Linked DNA regions of Mus musculus: all the other regions are linked to region 1. A link is a loop called in an ENCODE intact Hi-C map of the cell type or tissue named here. Cell type or tissue: heart. All regions are shown on one strand.

Region 1 (5,000 bases):
CCTCCCTCCCTCCCTCCCTCTCTCTGCCCCCTGGCCCGGCCAATATTCAGGCTCAAGACTCCATGAAACAGATATTTTCCATTCTATGACCTCAGTTTTAGGAATTCGTTTTTTTTTTTTTTTTTTTTTTTTGCTTCTTCTTCTCCAGAATCTAGTTATTTTACTTGGCAGCTTTCCAGCTTTCATTCTTTCTTTCTGTCTCTTTCTCTCCCTCTCTTCCACTCTCCACTTATCATTCATTCCTATTCATCAGTGCTTTGAAGACACTCGAGTCAAGAGTCTCGATGTGATGTCTGCAGGGTGTTAGAATTAGTAAGTGAAACTAATGGGATTTCCCACTAAATTTGAATTTTATGTAAACAACAAATAATATTTTTTTGCATATGTATGCCCTAAATATTGCACAGAACACACACTGAAAATTATTCCTTGTCTATCTGAAATTCAAATTGAACTGGGTGCCTTGTATTTTATCTGGCATCTCTACTCAGAGGTTGAAGAGAGGCATCTATTTACACCTCCCAGAGGAGGGGAACTTTCCTACAGACCTTCCTCCTGAATGTTCCTGGCCTCGAAAGCTTTCCACAGCTTCCCTTTATTTTAACTGTGGCCTACGTGCTGGATTGCGAGCTCCCCAGGGCAGAGAGCAGCATGGCATGGGCAGGGTCCATCGGAGGCACTAGGGTCTCGCACAGCACCACCCAAGGTCAGCATTTGCACAAATGCCTCCCAGGTAACAACAGACCCCAGTGCTGCTCCCAGCCATGCAAGCTGGGTCTGAGCTGATGATTTATTCAAGCACTGAGCATCAGTTTGGAATCTTCTCTGCTCAGTTCTTGTTCAGAGGCACTTGGCACGATCAGTAACAGTGACGATTAAAAACTCTGGTTATTTAGAGACATGTCAATATTCATCGTCTTACGAATATGCTGAAGTCTAGTGACCAGGACAGGTCATCTACAGAGGTGTCCTGAAAAGCATGGCTCCAGGAGTCAAACCAGGCCGAATCCTGGCTCAATCACAAACCTCTCACGCATGGATGCCTGTGCTTTGCCCATGTCATTTCTACACTCTTGGGGTGGGGACCTTCTCAGCACACTAAAAAGGGGGGCGAGGGGCACAAGATAGGGAAGACTCCCCATTTTTGAAGATGGCTTTAAAAAAAAGAAATTTTGTCTTGTGGTCAAATGAATGATTTTTCCTCAAATCTATAAATATTTTCCATCTGTATTTTCTATGTTTACTGATTTGAAAAATATTTCCAGAGTATATAGTTTCTGAAATTTTTATCATATTGGTCTAAGAAGCAAAAGTTTATGGTTATTATTTCTACTCAATTATTGCCTATTTTTCTTGTTTTACTTCTAATATTCTATTTATTCCTGGAGATTCAAAACAAACACACACATAAAACCACCCCAATATTCCTTCTGTCCTCTATGCCCTTAAATATAAGTGATCCAGTAGATATAATCAGTCTTGTAATTTTTGGGTCAAACAAATCTCCAAGTGAGATCACTCAGTGGCTCTGCGTCTTTCTGAAATTACTCCCTTTCTGTTGCTATAACGAAATACCCCAGCTGGAAAACCTTTCAACGCTTAGAGGCTGGCTTGGGTCCAATTCCTAGAGGGCTCTGGTGTTGGGTTGGCTTTGGTGAGGACCTGGAGGCAGAAGGTGCTAACGTAAGAATCAGTCACATCACAAAACTAAAAGCCAGAGAGGTTCAGGAGTCAGGCTCAGGGTTTACAATGCCCAAGAAACCAGCAACCCCAAGGAACTGAAGACTCTACGCCAGGCTCCATCTCTTATGTTAAATGTCCCTTAGCTCACTTCTGTATAGCCACACCGGACATCCAGCCTCACAGAGCACATCCAAACCACTGGACATGCCTGGAGACCACTTCAGGTGTCAATTCCCGTTTGTATTTTTAATGTAATCCAGTGCCCATGGACAAAGTGCGTTCGAAATCCCTGAAGGCTAGGGATGGCTCCGTGGATAAGGACCCAGGCTGCTTTTCCAGTGGTTTCCAGCACACATACCGTGGCTTACAACTGCATGTTACTCCAGCTCCAGGAGATCTGACGCCCTCTTATGGCCTTTCTGGGCACTGCATGCACATGGTGCCGAGACATACATGCTGGTAAACACGCATACGGACAGTAAAACGACAAAACAAAATCCAACAACACTGGTCTGTCTATTGCATGTGTACATGTGCTCGCTGGGCTACTACTTCTTCTTCTATAAAATGGAGGTGCTATGTCTACTCTGTGAAGATTCTGAGCTACCTCACCCCCCTTGCAGCTTCAGTTCACATTCGTTTAAATAACACAACTGGTCCGTGCACTTAGCATAAGTATGCCAACTTGTGGTCACTAAATACTCGCTTTTATTGCCTGAATGCTTGAAATTCCATACAGTCCTTATTTTTTAAATATGCAAAGTATTGAAAAAGAAAACAACCTAAAAAGGTGAGTGTACGTAGGCATGTGTGTAAAATTTCAGTCATCTGCCCTAACCATGTACTTCAGCCATGTCAGACTAGAGGTGGAAGTGGGTAATTCTCTATGGCAGAACCCTAGCTGCAGCGGCCAATGCATTTTACATTCTCTGTGAGATCTGGGAGGCATGGCTTCACTGTGGTGGCCTGTGCCAGCAGCAGAGGCCCTCTGAGGTGAGCAGGTGGGCTGAGGCTGGGAACCCACTTGCTGGGAGGAGAATTCCAGACTTCTGCTTAGTTCTGCCCACACTGTAGGCTCCCGCAGGGCAGGCACTAAGGCCTGGGGCCCGGCTTTCCTTGTATCCTCACAGGCCCTCCAGAGGCCTTTCTCTTGTCAGTAGGTGGGAGATGAAGACTGAAAGAGCTTTTTAGGGAACTATCAGCCCTTTGTTTAGAAATGGCATTTCTTCCTTAAGGACTGCTCTTCTCTTCAGAGGTCTCCAGTGCCAGGCCACAGACCTAAAGCAGTGCCTGTCAGCGGCTTTAGAGCCGGGCAACCAGCCAGACTCCTGGTGCTGCTGCCGCCAACTGTGAAGCCTCAGGGAGCCTGCTCAGTGCTTGGTGATACAGTGGTAATGTACCTCATCAGACTGCCCTGTGGACTGAATGCAACAATGTATCCAGTTGAGCGCCTGGCACAGAACAGGTATTTAATCTGGGGAAATATCTCAGGTGCCAGGTGTACAGATAGGATACCAGTGATAAGGGGCAAGGGTGGATTCAGTTTGTAACCACTTCAGCTGTGCATTTCAGAGGTTCCCATCTTAGACTGTGTGGAAGAGAGAACACATTCAGCTCACAGTGATAGACAGTAAGAGAAAGTGCACAAAATGCCCAGTGAATGTGTTCCAATCATTGCTGGGTTCTTCTACCAATTTATTTACTCGTACAAGGACTTTGGCACTGTGTAAATACAATGTTCTGAATGCAGGGGAGGCTCCTACAAACAAGCACGGAGAGGAAGCTGTGGGGAAGGCAGGGCTGTGCCAGGAGAAAACAAAACCAATCCATTAATGTCAGACGATATTTACTGTTGGTAACAGTCAGTAAATGTGGTAACAAGAAACAGATTCCTTCTACAGCCAAAGGTCTCCTCCAAAAAAAGGGGGAAAGAAGTTAGCATCTGCTAAGGTCACTGAGAACACAGAGCAACTGAAGTTTGCCAGGACAGGCTCTGTGCACTGGAAGGGCTCATGCCTTCTTCTAGAACTTGTGGGTTGCAACTCCATTCTTGGTCAAACGACCCTTTCATGGGGGACCCTTAAGATCACCGGAAAACACAAATATTTACATTATGATCCCCAACAGTAGCAAAATTACAGTTATGCAGTAGCAATGGAAATAATTTTGTGGTTGGGGGATCACCATAGCATGAAGAACTGTATTAAAGGGTCACAGCAGTAGGAAGGTTGAGAACCACAGCTCTAGAGACCACCCACTGTAAGCACAAGCTCATCACTAGCTGTGTATCTGGTCTTTTTAGGGGTCACTAGAAACTTCCTCCTACCGTAAAACAGGGCCCGAGCAGCTCCATCACAAGCCCGTGAGACTATCCTACAATCTTCTGGGTTTCAATTCTTTAACTGAAAACTATGTGGGTCCGATGAAGATACTTTTGAGTCCCCTGGGGTTGGGTTTTAGGGCTGTGTTCAGGCCCATCCTGTTCCAGCTCTGTGCAGAGCAAGGGCTCGGGAGATGGCCCAATGGATAAAGTACTTGTGCAAGTGTGAGAGGCTAAGCTGTAATACCCAGAACTCAGGCCAAGCGGGATGCAGGAGCAGACATCTGTAATCTCAGCGCACCTAGTGCGAGATAGGAGGCAGGTTCAGGAGAATCCCTGGAAGTCTTCTAAGGAAACCAAGTCTTTACAAGCTGGCCAGCCTTGCATAGGCAGAGGCAAACAACAACAGGGAAGAGAAGTACGAGGCTCTAGAGAATCAAACAGAGGACATGGGAATGGACGCCTCCATTTTGCTAGAGGCTTCTCTACCAGCCCTTGGGTCAAGCCTCCAACCAGGTGTAGGATCACAGAAGACATAGTCTTGTTCTAGAAGGGCAAACCTTATTGGCATTCCTACATGAACAGGAGAGTTGAACCAAGGTGATCTAACACCCGACCTCCCTCTTGGGCAAAATGGACAACAACCCTGGCATCTTTTCTCCTCCACCAGCCATGTTGACTAAGCCGTGCACGCAGGCTGCTCATGGCAGTCTCTGAGAGATGCCCCCTCATTCCTTCACAGACCTGCATCTACCTTGGGCTTCTGTATGATGTCTGAGGGGGTCTGGGAGTACTTATTTTTCATCCTTGGTATTTGAGAGTGGGGGAAGCAGGACCTGGCCAGCCTTTTCCAGCAAGGGCTGTTTCGTTAGCTTTCTCAGCTTTCTAGCTAACAGGATCTTGGCGAATCACTTACACAGATACAGAGAAGAGGTCTCCAGGGACAGACACCTAATAAGCTAAAAGATCGGACATAATTCATCATTTTACACACGTA
Region 2 (5,000 bases), 480 kb after region 1:
ATAGAGCCATAGAAAGACGGATGCTGTGGCTTCCTGTGATCAAAGAGGCACCCATATCATACCCAAATTCACAGCAACCCCAGAAGGAATGGGACATTTCTCCCAAGTCACAGAGAGGCAAAGATGCTCCAATGTGGCTCCCAAGTGTGGCCACTAAGCCTGTCTTTCAACTCACCTTCACAGACTGTATAAACCTCAGACTTAAGGGAGAATGCTCGCTCAGTAGACATGATAATCCAGATATCTTAAGAGGTATATATCTGCTCAGCCTTAAAGAACTAAAGGATCCTCTTCCTTTGGAGCACTGTAAAACCCTAGGAGCTGGGGTGATGTTAGCCCAGGGCAAGGTTGCCTGGGGTGGGTAAAAGGCTGGCCCCCTCTATCCCCAATGTACGAATGTAGGCAAGGCTGCCTAACTCTCCCAGACTCCATGCCACCCTTCCTCTGTGAAGTGCAACAATAATTGGAAATCCCACAGGCTTCTGAACAGGCCACACATGCCAGCTGCTGTGGCTTGTCCTGGCTGTCCCCATTATTGCTGCCCCTTTGATAATGGCTTAATCAATGGCAGCCATTATCATCAGCTATACACTCCCATCTTCATTATCTGGAGCTGTCTTGGCCTATGGTGCGCATTCTTCTGTTTTTAGCAGTTCCTAAGAAAGCTTGCACTTTAAGGGAGAAGGCTGAGAAGAGCCACATTCATTTTCTGTGGACCAGCGGGAATTATGCCTGGTTAACCTGTGGCTATCCCACAGCTAGATGATGTGATGGGAGAGCAGAGAGGATGGGAGAGGGGGGTGGGGAAGGTAGCCTCGGGGATGCTAAGGATCAAAGGGCCACTGTAAGAAGGGTGACCCTGGTAGGACCCTGGTGGACCCCTTCCTTTACGGCAGTGCGTCTCAGCCTCTGAAACACATTGTGTCAGCACTAGCTGGCTGGTCTCCATCCCTGACCTTGTGATGAAGTTGTGAAAGGGGCCCATGTGAATCCCTGGATGATGCCAGGCTGCTGGTGTGGGGCCCAGGCTTTGAGAGACTGCTTTAGTGCCAAGCCCAGTAATTCATCAAACGAAATCACTGGCGGGCAAAAATGAAGCCAATGAACGTGAGCTGTTCATGAGCTGAACAGGAAGCAATGACATCAGAGTTGGGGTAGGGGCGGCTCTGCTGGACACCCCCAAGGCACAGTTCCAAACCAAATGGAAATTCTCCTTTGGCTTTAGACCAAGCACCAAAGAACAGTAATTCCAGACCTCATGGGATGTATCCTCAAAGACTAGGTTAGCACCACCCAGCATTCAAGGCCGTGCTTCAGTGAGCTCCTGGGGTCCCCACACTGTGGAGGTGTGGGCCTCTCTGACTCTCACTGGGTTTAGTTTCTCAGAAGCTCCACTCCTATGCCCACATCTCACCTGAGAAGGAGGCTGAGATCTCCCAAGGACTTGGTGGTCCTTCTGCCCCTGCCTTCCCTAGGCTACTCTGAGCCTCTCTTCCCTGTCTTCTTCCCATAGTCTCAAAAGCAGATTGCTCACCCCATGTTTTACCTGATAGGTATCGTATGCATTGACTCCAAACCAAGGTGTATGTTATAATCTCTAGTGTGTAAATTAGGCAAGCAAGGATCTGGATTCCAGGCAGCTCATTCAAGGTTGCTCAGCTAAAAGGATGGTTCATTGACACCATCTCCAGCTGATCGAGCCAGAAACTGATTTACCACCCAGGTTTCCCTATTCCTTGGCTTTTACCTTGATTTATTGGATAATCATTTCCTTCCAGAGAGAGGCTCAGTAGCTTTCCCGGAGCTGTGAGCCAATGTGGAAGGTATGGGAATTTTAGTCATTAGACTAGATGACATTCGTCATTAGAATAGAGTAACGCTTCAGAGGGTTGCCTCCTGGTTCAAAGTCCACCATGTTGAGGCCCTCCTCTTCTAACAGCAGAGGTGGACTTGACCATAGACGCTCATCTTTGCAGGAAAGAGAAGGTCTCATCTCTTCCATAGCCAGTTAGCTGGTTCCCAGTCTGAACCAGTCCAGACAGACATCGCAGCTGACGTTCCTTCTTTCCTGAGAGTACAGTGACCCCATGTGGCTATTGCCAGGCACAGCAACTTACAGAGTGTGACAGCTATTTCTTCCCTACAAAGCTGTGTTGAGCCTGTAGGACAGTGTCTCCCTGGCATGCAACTGTGAGGCCCAGTGTGGTCTGAGCACATCCCTCCAGGCCCTGCTGAGGGGATGTAAACGTCGTGCTTGGGGATGGCTGACCTTCAATTCTTTTTTTCTGCCCTGTAGGCTCTCACTCCCAGCCCTTCACACACCCTCCCTGCATCTTAGAGACAGGTGAGATGGAGGGAACTGTTGTGTGACCTGTAGATGCAGGAGGTGGAGATGGGGGACAGAATTGGGGGGGTCTACATGTATTGTTTGAAGCTATACCCCCATTTACACATACAAGTGTAAGCACTAAGGAAGCCTCTGCTAACACCACCCAGACGAAGTGCATGGGAACAGGGAAGGATTGCATGTGGCTGCTGCGGACACTTGCTGAGCTTGGCACAGCTTAGAAAGGGTCTTTTTTCCCCCTTCCCCCACATAACGTTAAGTCCCCTGAACATAGGTAGGTGGTTTAGTGGGATCCGTTCACACCTTCTGTTTTCTGTCCCTCACTTCCCTTTCTCTGGCTATAAATAAAACCTGCCTGAGACAAGGTGTAGTGAACTCTGAACCACTTCTCCTTGGGTCTGTAGGACTCAGTTCTGAAATGGCAAATGCAATCGGTCAAGATCCCACCAGACTAGACGGCTGCGGTGTGTCCTGTAAGAGTCATATGTGTGGGTTCTTAACAGATGCTAAGACTGGCCTGTAACGTTTCTGAAACCTTCCTTGTGAGGAGGACAAGGGCTACCCCCGCCCCCCCCAAAAAAAAACCCTTTCTTTCCTTTGCTCAACTGCTGCTCTTCTCATCTCAAGGAGAAGCCCTCCTGTGGCAGATTTGTGACTGAATCTAGACAGTGTTGATTAATAATGAGCAGTCTGCCATCTTGTCTGTTTGTACAGTTGTGTCCAATATTTTAAAAATATCACTTGAGGTGGTTGAATATATATGAATCGATAGAAGATACACACACACACATGAATTGATAGAAGATATGATTTAAGGTACGTATATCATTGGCTTCCCAAGAGGACTCACCCAAGAAATCTTAAAATTTGAGATCTCCTGTAGCCCTTGTGTTAGCTGACTGACAAAGAGATTGTAGGACAGAGAACTCACAGCTAGACTCTGACATACTGTTAATTGGAGACTAAGCAGAAATAATGGCACGTTAACAATGTAGCCCACTGGGAAAATGGAGTTGTCGTTATGACCAGATCTTTCAAACTAACCTCTTCCATCAGAAGTGCAAGTCTGCCCATGTCTTCCAAGGAAGGGAATTGTCTTGGGAAGGTCTGGGCGAGCACTGTGAAGCCTTTTGTTGTGGAATCTTAGCTCAAACTTGTCATCCAAATCTTACTTGATCCAAATCTTACCTGTAGCTAGTACCCTGGTTTCTGCCCTTGCAGTGCCTCAGAATTTCCAGTAGGTGGCACAAGCTACACCTCTCTACTCATCTGTCTTCCCACTAGAACTTAATTGAAAAGATGCTCACTTCTTCCTTTTCCCCTCCTTTCTCGTCACCTGTCTCCCATCTTTCTCTTTGACCAAAAAGAAAATAACATACAAACCAACCAAACAAACAAACTCCAAAAACAAACAAACACTCAGACTTTCTGTTGATTTGGCTGTGAGGATTAATTCAAAGGGGGCCACATGCAAAAGGGAAATGCTACCTTTAAAGATCATGGGGCAGGCAAGAAATGCCACAATGAACTCTTCTGAGTGGCCACTGGCTCTTGTCAGCCATACCTGTAACTGCTTTCACTTTTCAAAATTCACCTTGTACCAGGGACACCTGGATGCTGAGCCTCCTTTGCTTTTGACTACACCAGACAACATCCAATCCCAAATCCTACCTGGTAAACAGCAGTCAAAACAGACTGGTCAGTTCCCCCTAGACACCCCTCAGACAGTCTAGAAAGGCTGACTGGCTTTTTTCTCTTGAGGACCCTGCATGAATCTCCAGCATCGATGAGCATATGTAAAGACTGGGAACCCATGTGGACTCCAGATGTTGACAAACAGTAGAGGGAGGATATATCGGTTTGCTTTTCTGTTGCTGTATTTAAATACTGACCAAAACTAACTTGAAGAGGAAAGGGTTTATTTTAGCTTACAAGTCCATACTCAAGGAAACCCTAGGCAGGAGCTCAAAGGCAGGAATCGAGAGACAGGAACAGCAGAGACAATCCGGGAGCACTGTTTACTGCTTTGCTTCCCCTCCATTTCTGATGCGGCCAGTAGGCATTGCTCAGATAGATACTAGCTTTTGTTTTCACCACAGGCTGCAGCCTGCACATTCCGCAGCTGGGAAAGATGTTACAGCTGGAGCGCACCAGATGGACTCTGGTGCGCAGAATGGTTATTAAAGCGAGCCCCTGGAACTGACACTGATGGAAGGGAAGGGGAGGCGGTGTGGGTCAAGGGAGCAGTCAAGTCACAATGCCAGGCCATCAATAAGCTCAGTCACCAGAATGATCCCTCGGTGATGGCCCGTGGCAGGCAGAGCCCAGCCTTGATAGACCCATATTGATTAGGCTCAGATGTGAGCTGTTCAGAATGCAGAATGACCACAGGCAAGGCAGCTCTCTGTGGCTCAGCCAGCTCTGCTAAAAGGAGCAGAGAGCAGGGGCTTGTATACAGGCAGCATGGGCAGCAGCCATCAAGCAGGGCTTAATCATAAGAGCCAGGAAGGTGCATTATGTGTGCTAGCTACAGTCCACCCTAAGCCCCTCTGGTTTCTCTTGCAAGATCCCTGTTGACTTATCTTCTCAGGGGAAACTTGAGGAGGATGGGGAGAGGGTACATGACTCAGCAGCAGAACAGCTTCTCAGTCAC
Region 3 (5,000 bases), 100 kb before region 1:
GGGAAAAGAAAGAAAGATGGAAAGATCCAGGCCCTCCCCTGGGAAAGGTATTTATAAGTCAGCTATATTTATTCAGCACCCATTCTTGACAGCCTGGTGGCTTCAGTTGTCTGAATTGTATGTTTATTCAACCATTAACAGTATTTATAATACAAAAGGATGAATTTCCTTTTTTAAAAAAAGCTATGTGCAGGGGAGTCGTCCCCCTCTGTGGAGAAGGGGAGAAGGGTGGAGGAGGTCTGGTGAGAGCCAGGACCCAGAGGAGAGGGAGAGGGGAAGATGTGACTGGGTTGCAAAGTAAATAACTAAATCAAGGAATGAAACAAACTAACTAAGCCAGAGTGTGGCACCTGTTACTTTTTGGATCTTTCTAGTTGTTTCCTATCAGCTTCTCAGTGGCTCTGCCCTAATGATCTGGCACCCTCCCTTTCTTCTCCTGGCAGCTTTTCTGTTCATCTCAGGCCCCATTGATGCCCCAGTGAAGATAAGCCAAAGAAAGTGGAAGGGGCTGAGGACCTTCTTGACCAGGAAGCTGCCAGGGCAGAAAATGTCAGGTAAAAGAGGAAGAAAAGGAAGTGAGAGAGGAGGAAAAGGAAGTGAGAGGAGGGAAGGAAAAGAGGAGGAAAAAATCCAATGGGAAAGGGGAGGGCAGGAAGGGTTTATTTGCATCACTCGCCTAGGGATGGTACTGCCCATAGTGGGCTGGGCTCCTACACCAACGGACACTCAAGAGAACGCCCCATAAACATAGCCTCAGGCCATTTCTTATGGAGACAGTTGCTTAACTGAGGTTTCCTCTTCCCAGATGTGTCAAGTTAGAACTAATTATGACAGAAGGGAAGGAAGAACGGGGGATGTGGGAGTACACATGAAGGGGGAAGAAGAGGAAAAGCTGATGGGAACTAAGATAAGGAACTAAGAGGGAAGAGAAGGGGCGGGAAGAGGAGCAGGTGTGACCATAGTCACAGTAGTGGTGGTTGTATTGGTCCACCATGGGCTTCTCTCCTCTGACTCTGGAGAATAACAGAATGAACTCATCAGTATATCCTGGCTGTTGCCTGTACCTGGCACATAGTAGGTGCTTTGTATATAGCAGCTGGGTGTGTAAGACATTTTGCATGTTAGGTGACTTTGGTCTCTCGAGGGACAGCTATTTTCATGGCTTAAAGGGAGAGACAATGTTGGTTCTTGGCCTTTCGAGTTTTTAGACTCTTCCCACAGCTTTCTTAGGCCAGTGGCTGTTTCTGTTGTGTGTTTATTTTTCTAACAGAGATTGCAAATCATTTGGGGGTAAGTGGACACTCCTCTCCATGCAGGGGGGTGTGGAAGAGTGCTTTTCCATTTCATTCTACCATATCCCTAAGAGAACAAACAGTCCCAGCACAGGCAACAGCCAGAGCTACACGGCCTGCCAACAGGCTCAGCCTCTTCACTGGTACAGACAAGGAATATAACGAGAAACATTTCCACTCATAAAAAGTTCTAGAAACTTCACATATTGGGCTGCTCTTTCTGACTCAGCCCTCTATTTTGACCACTGGGGAAGTCATTAAACTTATTTTCTCATACATACTTGTTTTTTCTTCTTATCTTTACTATGCTCCCCATATCATCTACTAGAAATATTTGGTGTTTTGGGCACCCCAGTGCCTAACACTTCTGTTACCAGCTATGAGTCGAAACCACAAATGCTACGATCACCTTAATTATCACTCTAATTGTGTCTGTTTTCAAAAATGACTAAAATTCACAGGGACAATTTCCACACAAAGTCCGAGAGAGACCACCTGACTGCCGTCCCAAGGGCCAATGAGCTCAGCAAAGGGAAAGCGACTAAAGTGGGTGCTGGAGCAGCTGAGGGGACGGGAGGGGAAGGCTGCATGCAGGGAGCTGGCACGCAGTTCCAGTAACCAGATGAGGAAGGGAGACCTCCCTCGCTCCCCAGATTCAGTTACCTTAGCACGTGATTTTTAAATGACACATCTGGCTTCCAACCCTAGAACTCTGTGCCCTGGTTAATGTATAAAAGTCTAATTAATACGTAAAAGATTACTACTCGACTTAGGTCTGACAGAGAAGCAGGCAACACATTCTATACTTGGGTGAGGATGAGGGAGGGCTGTCAAACAGTGAGCAGGGCTGTGATCCCAGCAGGGTGCCTGGGGTTCCCCAGATGTTGCTGCTTGTGTGGCACCCCAAACGAGGGAGGCAGTCATCACTGGTATTATTGATCTTTCTGAGAACGGGCTGGGATATCTTGAGAGCACGTTATAGTCTGACTTTCAGAGGGCTTTTGGCTTATAGTCTGTCACTGCAGTTGAACTGTAAGCCACCGGAGGGCAGGAATCTCCTGCCTGCTGTTTCTGGAGACTTCATTTATCCTGCCACATGTGGACATGCATTGTACTGCATGCTTTTGGGTCAGCTAACAACTGAAGGCAGGATTCAAGCTGAACTCATGAAACTCCACCTTCTGCCTCCTTGACACCTGCTTTCTCCCTGGAACACTAAATTATCTTCAGTCTCCAGAGCATGGCTGGCCAGTCTTCTTACTCACCTTCCACTCCTTTCTCCTTGCGAGCTGGTGCTGGCTATGGGAGATGCATTCAGGTTTTAGCAGTAGAAGTGGACAGATGATGTGGGGTTGGTTGTTCTGTATCAGGCCTGTTTACGCTGTTACAAAGAACCCACATCTTGCCAGAAAACAGCATTCAGGGGTAAATCAACATTATTCTTTGGCCATCCTAAGAAGCACTTTTGGTTCTGTAAATCTGATATCCCTTAATCCATATCCTTAGAAATAAGACTCACCGGGGGCTGGACAGAGAGCTGAGCAGTTAAGAGTATACCCTGCTCTTGCAAAGGGCTTGCGTTTGGTCTCAGAACCCACATTGGGCGAGCGATCCACGAATACCCACACTCATGGACACATACCCAGACAGATACATACATAATTAAAGAAGAAATAGGCCCATCAGTTCAGTTTGCCTCAGTTTCTTGAGGCCTTGGGTGCTAAACCCATTATCCCTGGTGATCCTGTTTACCCAGGGGTGGCCACAAAGTTAGGGCTTCCTTTGAGAAGGACATTTAAGTGACCGTATCGTGCAAGGGCAAATAGCCACATCAAAAATGGGAGGCAGCGATCTTTTTCTACGTCCTTCCCCCTCACCATATTAAAACTTACATGTCATCGAAGATCAGTTTCTGTCTCTTGCAGTCCCTGTGGCCATTGGAACCTGGAGACCATGGCTCCGTCTGGGGCCGTGACTTGCTATGGAGGGTGCCATTTTCAGAACTGTTGTGAGATGCCTTCTAAATAAAAAATGAGACAGAAGCCACTGAGGCATGGCTACTTGGCCGAGAGAGCGACAGATACCTTTTAACCCAGAGAATATCACTCTGCTCTGTACTAGACATGATGGTGATTTTGTTTCAATAAAGAAAAAGTAACAGGTTGTGTATTTTTTTATCCAAAATACTGGGGACCACAAGTGATTTTTTTTGGGAGGTAGAACCCAAGTCTAAGTATGAAACTCGTCTGTTTTTCTCCCCACGCATGTAGTGATTAGATATACATTAAAACAATTGTATGCTGTATGTTTTAAAACAGTTTTGTGAATCTATCCTAGGAGGAAGTCAGGTGTGGAATGACCCGATTGCAGAATTAGAATTATGTTGGTGTTCAGCAAGTTTCAGATCTTGGAACCCTGTGGCTTAGGGATGCTCAGCCTGTGCATGTCTAGGGATCAAGCTGAGGACTTCTGCACCGTTGTCAATTCTGTTCTCACGGTAATATAAAAAAGGGTGTCTTATGCTCCTTCCATGGATGGGAGAAAAGACTGGGTGGGTTAGGCAACTTTCTCAAGTTCAAATAGTAACCATGGGTGGAGGACCTGGGCTTGTATTTTTCCCAATTTAGATACATAACAGAATCATATGGAAGCCTGCTAAAACAGATCGCTGACTTAGCTTCTCCTTTAGTAGATCTAGGGTAGGGTTTAAGGATTCTCTCTCTCTCCCCCCCCCTCTCTCTGTGTTTCCCTGTCTGTGTCTCTCTGTCTGTCTCTGTCTCTGTCTCTCTCCAGATAAGGTCTTAATATATAAATCTGGGCTGATTTTGAACTACCTCAGCCTGCTGAATGCTAGGATCACAGGTGTGTGCTGCTGCCACAGTCCCCGTGAGAATCTGGATTTCTAGGCTAGGGACAGAGTGGCGGGCTCAGTTTCACTGGGTTTATTTAGAAAGAAAGGGCCTTGACAAACCGTGAGGTCCCCAGCAATCGTCTGCAGCTGACTCTCAGCCTTTGGCTCTTTGTTGGAAGACGCTGAAGTCAACAACCCGTTGCCGTGAGGTCGGCTGGAAGAAGTCAGGTCCTCGCTGGCGTATTTGTGTTTACATGTGTCTGAGAGTGGCGAAGTGGGCGACCGGAGCATCTTTTCATTTTTGTTTATTGGTATTGCCAAGCTGAAAAGAGAAACAGCAACGGAGCGTCCCAGTCTGCACAGGGAAGAGAGGCCGTGCTTCTTGTACTGCCCAGCCTCTCACTTAACATCTGTTGGCAGGAAGAAGTTTCTTGGGAATTACTTTGGAGAAGTGACTTTATGGCACCAGGATCACAGTAAACAATAAACAGAGCTCATGCTTGGTTTCTTTACTTTATCGGGACGCCCAGTAATCTGGAGCTCCTGCCAATGAAGGACTGAGAAGAGTAACATGTTCACACTCCCAGTGCTCCATCAAGGGGTCTACAAATACTGAATAAGTGAGCTGTTCCTCACGAGCCTGAGTAGCTGGGAAAAGCCAAGCAACAGTCAACAGCAGTAAGCTGTACTCAGTTTCTTAGAGGATCCCCGCCGGCCAGCGACTGAGTCTGTAGGATACAGTCACAGAACATCAGGGTGACTCCAAGGCCTGAAGCCACCTTCCAACCACTGAGTGTCTGAATTCACCAGGCACCGATCAGAATAAACACACAACAAAGCAACTGGTACCTGAAACC
Region 4 (5,000 bases), 65 kb before region 1:
TTCCAAGTAGGTTGGAGGAAGTGGCAGGATGGAGTCAGGGAAGGGAAAGCATTCCAGGCTGAAGGAATACGGTGTGTGTGTGTGTGTGTGTGTGTGTGTGTGTGTGTGTGTGGCTACGTATGAAAGAATGAATAGTTCTGTGGCTAAATCACAAAATGGGCCTATGACAGAGCCAAGGCTTGAAAGGGACCTAGGAAACAATGTTGGCTGAGCTCTTATTACTGACCTGAGATATCCAAGGAGCTATGGGGTTTCCACCACTCTGAAGCTTCGCCTCATTTTGCTAGGGCAAGAAAGTTGGCATGGCTGGTCTCCAAAGCAATGATACATGGGTGTGTGCACATTTAGAAAACATGATGTATATTTGAATACAATTTCTTTCCTTTCAGAGTACCAGTGAATAGATCCTAGGTCTCCAGCCAGCTGGAAGAAGAAAATTCTCCAAGGAATAGAAATCTTAGGAAACAGTACTGGCTTGCATCTTCTTCCTCCCCTATCTAAATCTGTCTGAGTCCAACCAATTCCCCTTTCAAATGCTTCGTCATCTTCTACTTTAAGCTTAGAGCATGGGAAGATAGCTGACATTCCTGCACCTGCTTGCTTGGATGTAACAAGGCTAGGAGAGGCACGTTGTACCACATAAATCTCCAGCTGACTATATCTTCTGGGGCAGAGAATGGAGCAGCCCTCGTCCCCGTGTGAAGCACCCAGGCATGTGTTGTGTGTGATTCAAGGAGAGCTGAAATATGCATTGTTTTAAGAGATTAAGTAGGGTGGAGAGGAACCCGAACCCCGGGCAACCAGCCTGTGGTGAGGCAGACCTTCCCAGTCCAGGGCCACATATCCCCTGCAAACTGTGGACCCAGTAGGCACCACCCCTTTCTGTGTCCATTAACTTTGGGTGGCAAGTGACTCAACAATTTGAAGCTTCAGTTTCCCATATGCAAGATTTGGACACTAATGCATGCCGCAGAAGGCTGTCTGTTGATGACATGGCATGGTGACAGGAAGGTGCCCACGCATAGGCCCTGAGACATTCAGCCAGTATGGCCCCCCAGGAGGTCAGAGGTAACCTACCATCCAGAGAGGGAGAGTTAACAATGTGCTTTGTGCCCATCTTTTCTTGCACACAGGAACTCGTGTCCTTTCACAATTACATAAAATAGCTAGGACAGTGACTCAAAGAAAACCTGGCGCTCCTTCGTATGCTCTCTCCAGTGACTAACACCTCAATTTGCAGTGCTCATGGAGTGGTGTTATTTGCCTTGGCTCCTCTTAGGTCTAGGATCAGGCAAGCTGAACAGGGGAGACTTGTCTCCATTGAAAGATGAAGAGCTGTGACCTCAAGTGGCTCGCTGACTCCCTGGCTGTGAACAGGGGGAACAAAGCCAAGAAGAGGCAGTGTTGGGGAGCGGCAGGGTCTCCGACTCAGCCCAGGCAGGTCTTCAGAAAGCACTATTTGATTTGCTACACCAGGGCCAGCAAGCAGGCTGACCTGGCCTGTGATATTTAACAGGGGCCATGGCCTTGGTTAAGCAAGCCTGTTTCAACGTTTTAGCTGAACTGACTACAGTGAGCACAGTCACACTGGATTGATTCCCTCTCTCACGATGAGAGGGATAAAGAGCAGAATACTATGCAAAAGAAGACAGAATAATTGTAGTGAGTCCAAGGGGCAAGGCCGAGAAATGTACTTGGAATTTGGTAGATCAGATGGTTGTTCTAAAACATCTGGAATATACTCTGCGTGGTGTATCCTGAAGGGACATATGCTGCCCAGAGACTGTATGTTGCTTGCCAGGGTGAGGACATGATGTGGCTGCCAGACACTGGCCTAAGAACCAGCACAGGGCAGGGAGCTGGGCAAAGTGAGAAAGGTCAGGCTGTCCCAGCCATCGGGAGCACATTAACCTTCCCTGGCAGCAGGGCACTGTAGTGGCTCCAAATCACAGTCATCAAAGGCTAGCTAGCTAGTGCAAACAGCCAGCGCTCGGCCAAGGCTGTCTCAGCAAAGGATGAAAAAGAGCAGGTCCTTGGGAGGGGAGGACTTGGACAGGGGCAGGCCCTGAGTTCAGAGTAGCAGCTGGCTGGACAGTCAGGTCTCATGGCTGTGTGATTTTCAAGTTCAGAGAGACACTTGGCCAAAGGACAGTTCTGGAGAAGGTCCTGTGTGCCAGGCCAGTAAAGCCAGAGAAGAAGACTCTGTGGGCTTGGAGATGTAAAACAAAATCAAGCCAAAGGCACTGGGCCATGATTTAAATAAATAAACTCCCGTTATAAAGAGCTAGGTAGTTTGAGTTTTGAACAAGACACAAATGCAAACCAATGACCTCAGACTATCAAATGGCTAACATACCGTTCCAGATGTTTCTCTAACTGGCTTGCTGTGGCCCCAGCAGGTTCAGAAAACCACCTGTGCACTTAGGATGTAACATTTAAAAAGCTTTTCTTGTTAGATATATAATTGGTGAGTTGGGAAGATAGCTGAGTTGGTCAAGTGCTTGCCAGGTAAGCCTCAAGGTGTGAATTCAAATCCCAGCACCCATGCAAAAAAAGTCAGGAGTAGCTCTTATCTCAGCACCGGGGAGGCAGGGGAATCAACCCAGAGGCTGGGCAGTCAGCCAAGACAAACAGAATCCCAGGCTGGTGAGAGATTCTCATCGCTAAACAAGAGGTAGACAGCTCATGAGGTTGTCCCCTGGCCTCCACACACACGTGAACCCACACCCCCATATAATATGTTACTCTGTGGTCTCTTTTGGTTTTATCTCAATTTCCCAGAGCAAGGTCACTGAGACTGATAGCACAGGCCGAAGTTCAAGGCAGGCAGCAACTGTATGTTGCCATACTCACTAGTGGTCAGTTTAAACATTCTAAAATAACTGGCCCAGTAACTACCAATTAGTAACTCGTTCTCGGCGGGACAGTAAGTCTGTAATCAAAGCAGTTTGTCAACAAGGTACAGGCAAAAGTCTCTTTCAGAAATATATAATTGTAAAAAGTCTCTATTTTTCATTAGATAGCTGTGACACAGAAAACATGCTAATCACACAATAGCTTCCCCCCGCCCCAGCTTTTGCACTGAAGTGCCACATGTACTGTTTTGTGTCAAGTTAAATAAGAAATAAATAGGCTACAAACATTAGACATACAGAACATCCACTAGCCTTGGTTTAGAAGGGACAACCCCAAGGGTGTTAAAAGGCACAGGATATGCTGACCAAGTGACAAAGACTAAGCAAAAAATAATGTATAGGACTGGGATTTAAACTTAGCAAATGTCTGAGGATGTATTTGATAGGAAGAGGACGCAGTGTCGGATGACAATGTGTAGAAATGAGTAGTGTGGTCTAACTGCCCTGGCACTGAGGCGTGAGGACCTGGCTCCCTCTGCTCCCTTTGCACAGTCCTCAGAGCACAGTGATGCACCTGAACAAGGGTGACAATTGGTTGTGTTACTTCACAGTCACAGTGGCTGGGGGAGTAGGAGAGGGGTTGGCTCTGCTCTATCCCCAGTGCAGAAGGCTGGGGTCACTTCTAACTCTATCTGAGAATGAGGTACACAGTGCTTTGGTGGGAACCTTGGAACCTCAAACCCAGGAGAGGACACCGATCGCCTGCCCTATGGAGGAGAAAAGGCCACGTTGGTCAAAACTCTTGGAGCACCAACGCTTTCCCCAAATTCCCAACTCGACAATGCTTTCTGACTCAGTTCCTTTTCAGAGTCTGTGGTGTATATGTGTGTGTGTGTGTGTGTGTGTGTGTGGTGTGTACCCAATACAGTAAAACCAATTGTTTCTCATATACCTTACACACATATTCTGAAGGTAACTTGAGATGATGTTTTAGCCACGCACAGACCAGGTTTCCTAATAAACAATCTTCCACTTGTGGTGTTAAACCGGTGCTCCAGAAGTTCTGGTGTTAAACTGGTGCTCCAGAAGTTCTGGCTCTTGGAGCATTTTGCAACTGAGAATTTTTGGATTAGGGATCTCAGGCTGTATCTACAGAACTGTTCATTTTCTTTGTTAAGCTATAGATTTTTTAAATTACTATTATGTAAGGTCCATAATACCTATTTTAACCATTCTCCACACATCTGCTCAGTGGTATCAAGTGCAGTCATGCTGCCGCATGGACGTCATCACCACATTATTCTCTTTAAAGAAGACAAAGTTACGTCACCCATGAGCTGGGGCTCTCAGCAATTGTGGACATTAACTAAAAGCGTTAAAGCACTTTCACCCAGAGGACCCTCCTTGCTAACCCCTCCCTGGACAGACATCTGGTGGCAAGTCTGTATTAATTCTCAAGCATTCTCAAACCCACTAAACCACCGTAAAGGGCAATTAGTGGCTTTATACAATCCGTTATTTATTTACTCAGAAGACTAACTTCTTCCTTGGCTCTCTTCTGTTGTGTGAATACATGCCTGGGACCTTTTAAACTGTGTATTATTTACCTGATAGGACTCAATGGTTTCTCTGGAGCCATTTCATTTTATTGTGGAAATTAGTACTGGGTTGGGGGGAATGTTAAAGCAGAGTTCTAGACTCTCTAGCCTGTGCACTAGCCTCTTGTTAATGTCGTGTTAATGCAGCTGACTGGGCTAATAGCCACCCGAGGGCCGTGAGGGACAATTATGTGGCTTCCATCTAGAAGGGCGGGTGGAGGGTCTCCCTTTGTGAGTACTGATGGATGGATATCACAGGACCCTGTTATAGACCAGAGAGACTTAGCATTTATGGCTCTGTACATGGCCCCACACAGTGGTTTTCAAATAATGAGGATTACCTTACTCTGGGAAGAGCTTCAGTAAATGACCCAGAGGAGCCTTCCAGATAGCTGAAGTGAGAGGGTGGTAGAGACACAAGCTGAGGCCAGGTCCCCCTCAGAGGTACAAGCAGACCTCATCTAGGATCCTGGCTTTGGTGTTTTAGGAGAGAAAAAGGCTAGATCAGCGTTTAAGATGTAAACAGTAAATAAGTAAATAAATAAAG

Evidence for each region. A loop is a pair of places that touch in the nucleus more often than their neighbours do. Peaks named below come from ENCODE experiments on the same cell type or tissue, not always from the same donor. Only the 100,000 strongest peaks of a DNase experiment are listed, where the experiment ranks them.
Region 2: it touches region 1 in a loop (2.6-fold over the local background); 4 of 42 quality-filtered maps call a loop at or near these places.
Region 3: it touches region 1 in a loop (2.2-fold over the local background); 2 of 42 quality-filtered maps call a loop at or near these places.
Region 4: it touches region 1 in a loop (2.1-fold over the local background); 2 of 42 quality-filtered maps call a loop at or near these places.

Annotation. Positions count from the first base shown.
Region 1 is chr1:38,305,334-38,310,333 of GRCm38, forward strand. The region is part of intron 8 of Aff3 (AF4/FMR2 family, member 3); the gene reads right to left. Among named protein-coding and RNA genes, the nearest start is that of Gm16150, 89 kb to the left of the region's middle. In heart, a CTCF peak has its summit at 2,090 (motif pointing left); a DNase peak (open chromatin) is centred at 3,018; H3K27ac peaks cover 1,005 bases.
Region 2 is chr1:38,785,557-38,790,556 of GRCm38, forward strand. No RefSeq gene overlaps it. Among named protein-coding and RNA genes, the nearest start is that of Lonrf2, 49 kb to the right of the region's middle. In heart, CTCF peaks have their summits at 2,087 (motif pointing left) and 3,582 (motif pointing right); no DNase peak of the experiment used is centred here.
Region 3 is chr1:38,200,627-38,205,626 of GRCm38, forward strand. Aff3 (AF4/FMR2 family, member 3) reads right to left here. Exons shown (of 22, transcript NM_001290814.1): 14 at 4,264-4,465; 15 at 3,185-3,312. Among named protein-coding and RNA genes, the nearest start is that of Gm16150, 16 kb to the right of the region's middle. In heart, a CTCF peak has its summit at 2,353 (motif pointing right); a DNase peak (open chromatin) is centred at 1,365; H3K27ac peaks cover 443 bases.
Region 4 is chr1:38,240,058-38,245,057 of GRCm38, forward strand. The region is part of intron 10 of Aff3 (AF4/FMR2 family, member 3); the gene reads right to left. All of the region lies in intron 1 of Gm16150 (a long non-coding RNA gene), which reads left to right. Among named protein-coding and RNA genes, the nearest start is that of Gm16150, 23 kb to the left of the region's middle. In heart, no CTCF peak of the experiment used is centred here; DNase peaks (open chromatin) are centred at 704, 994, 1,404, 1,954 and 1 weaker place; H3K27ac peaks cover 214 bases.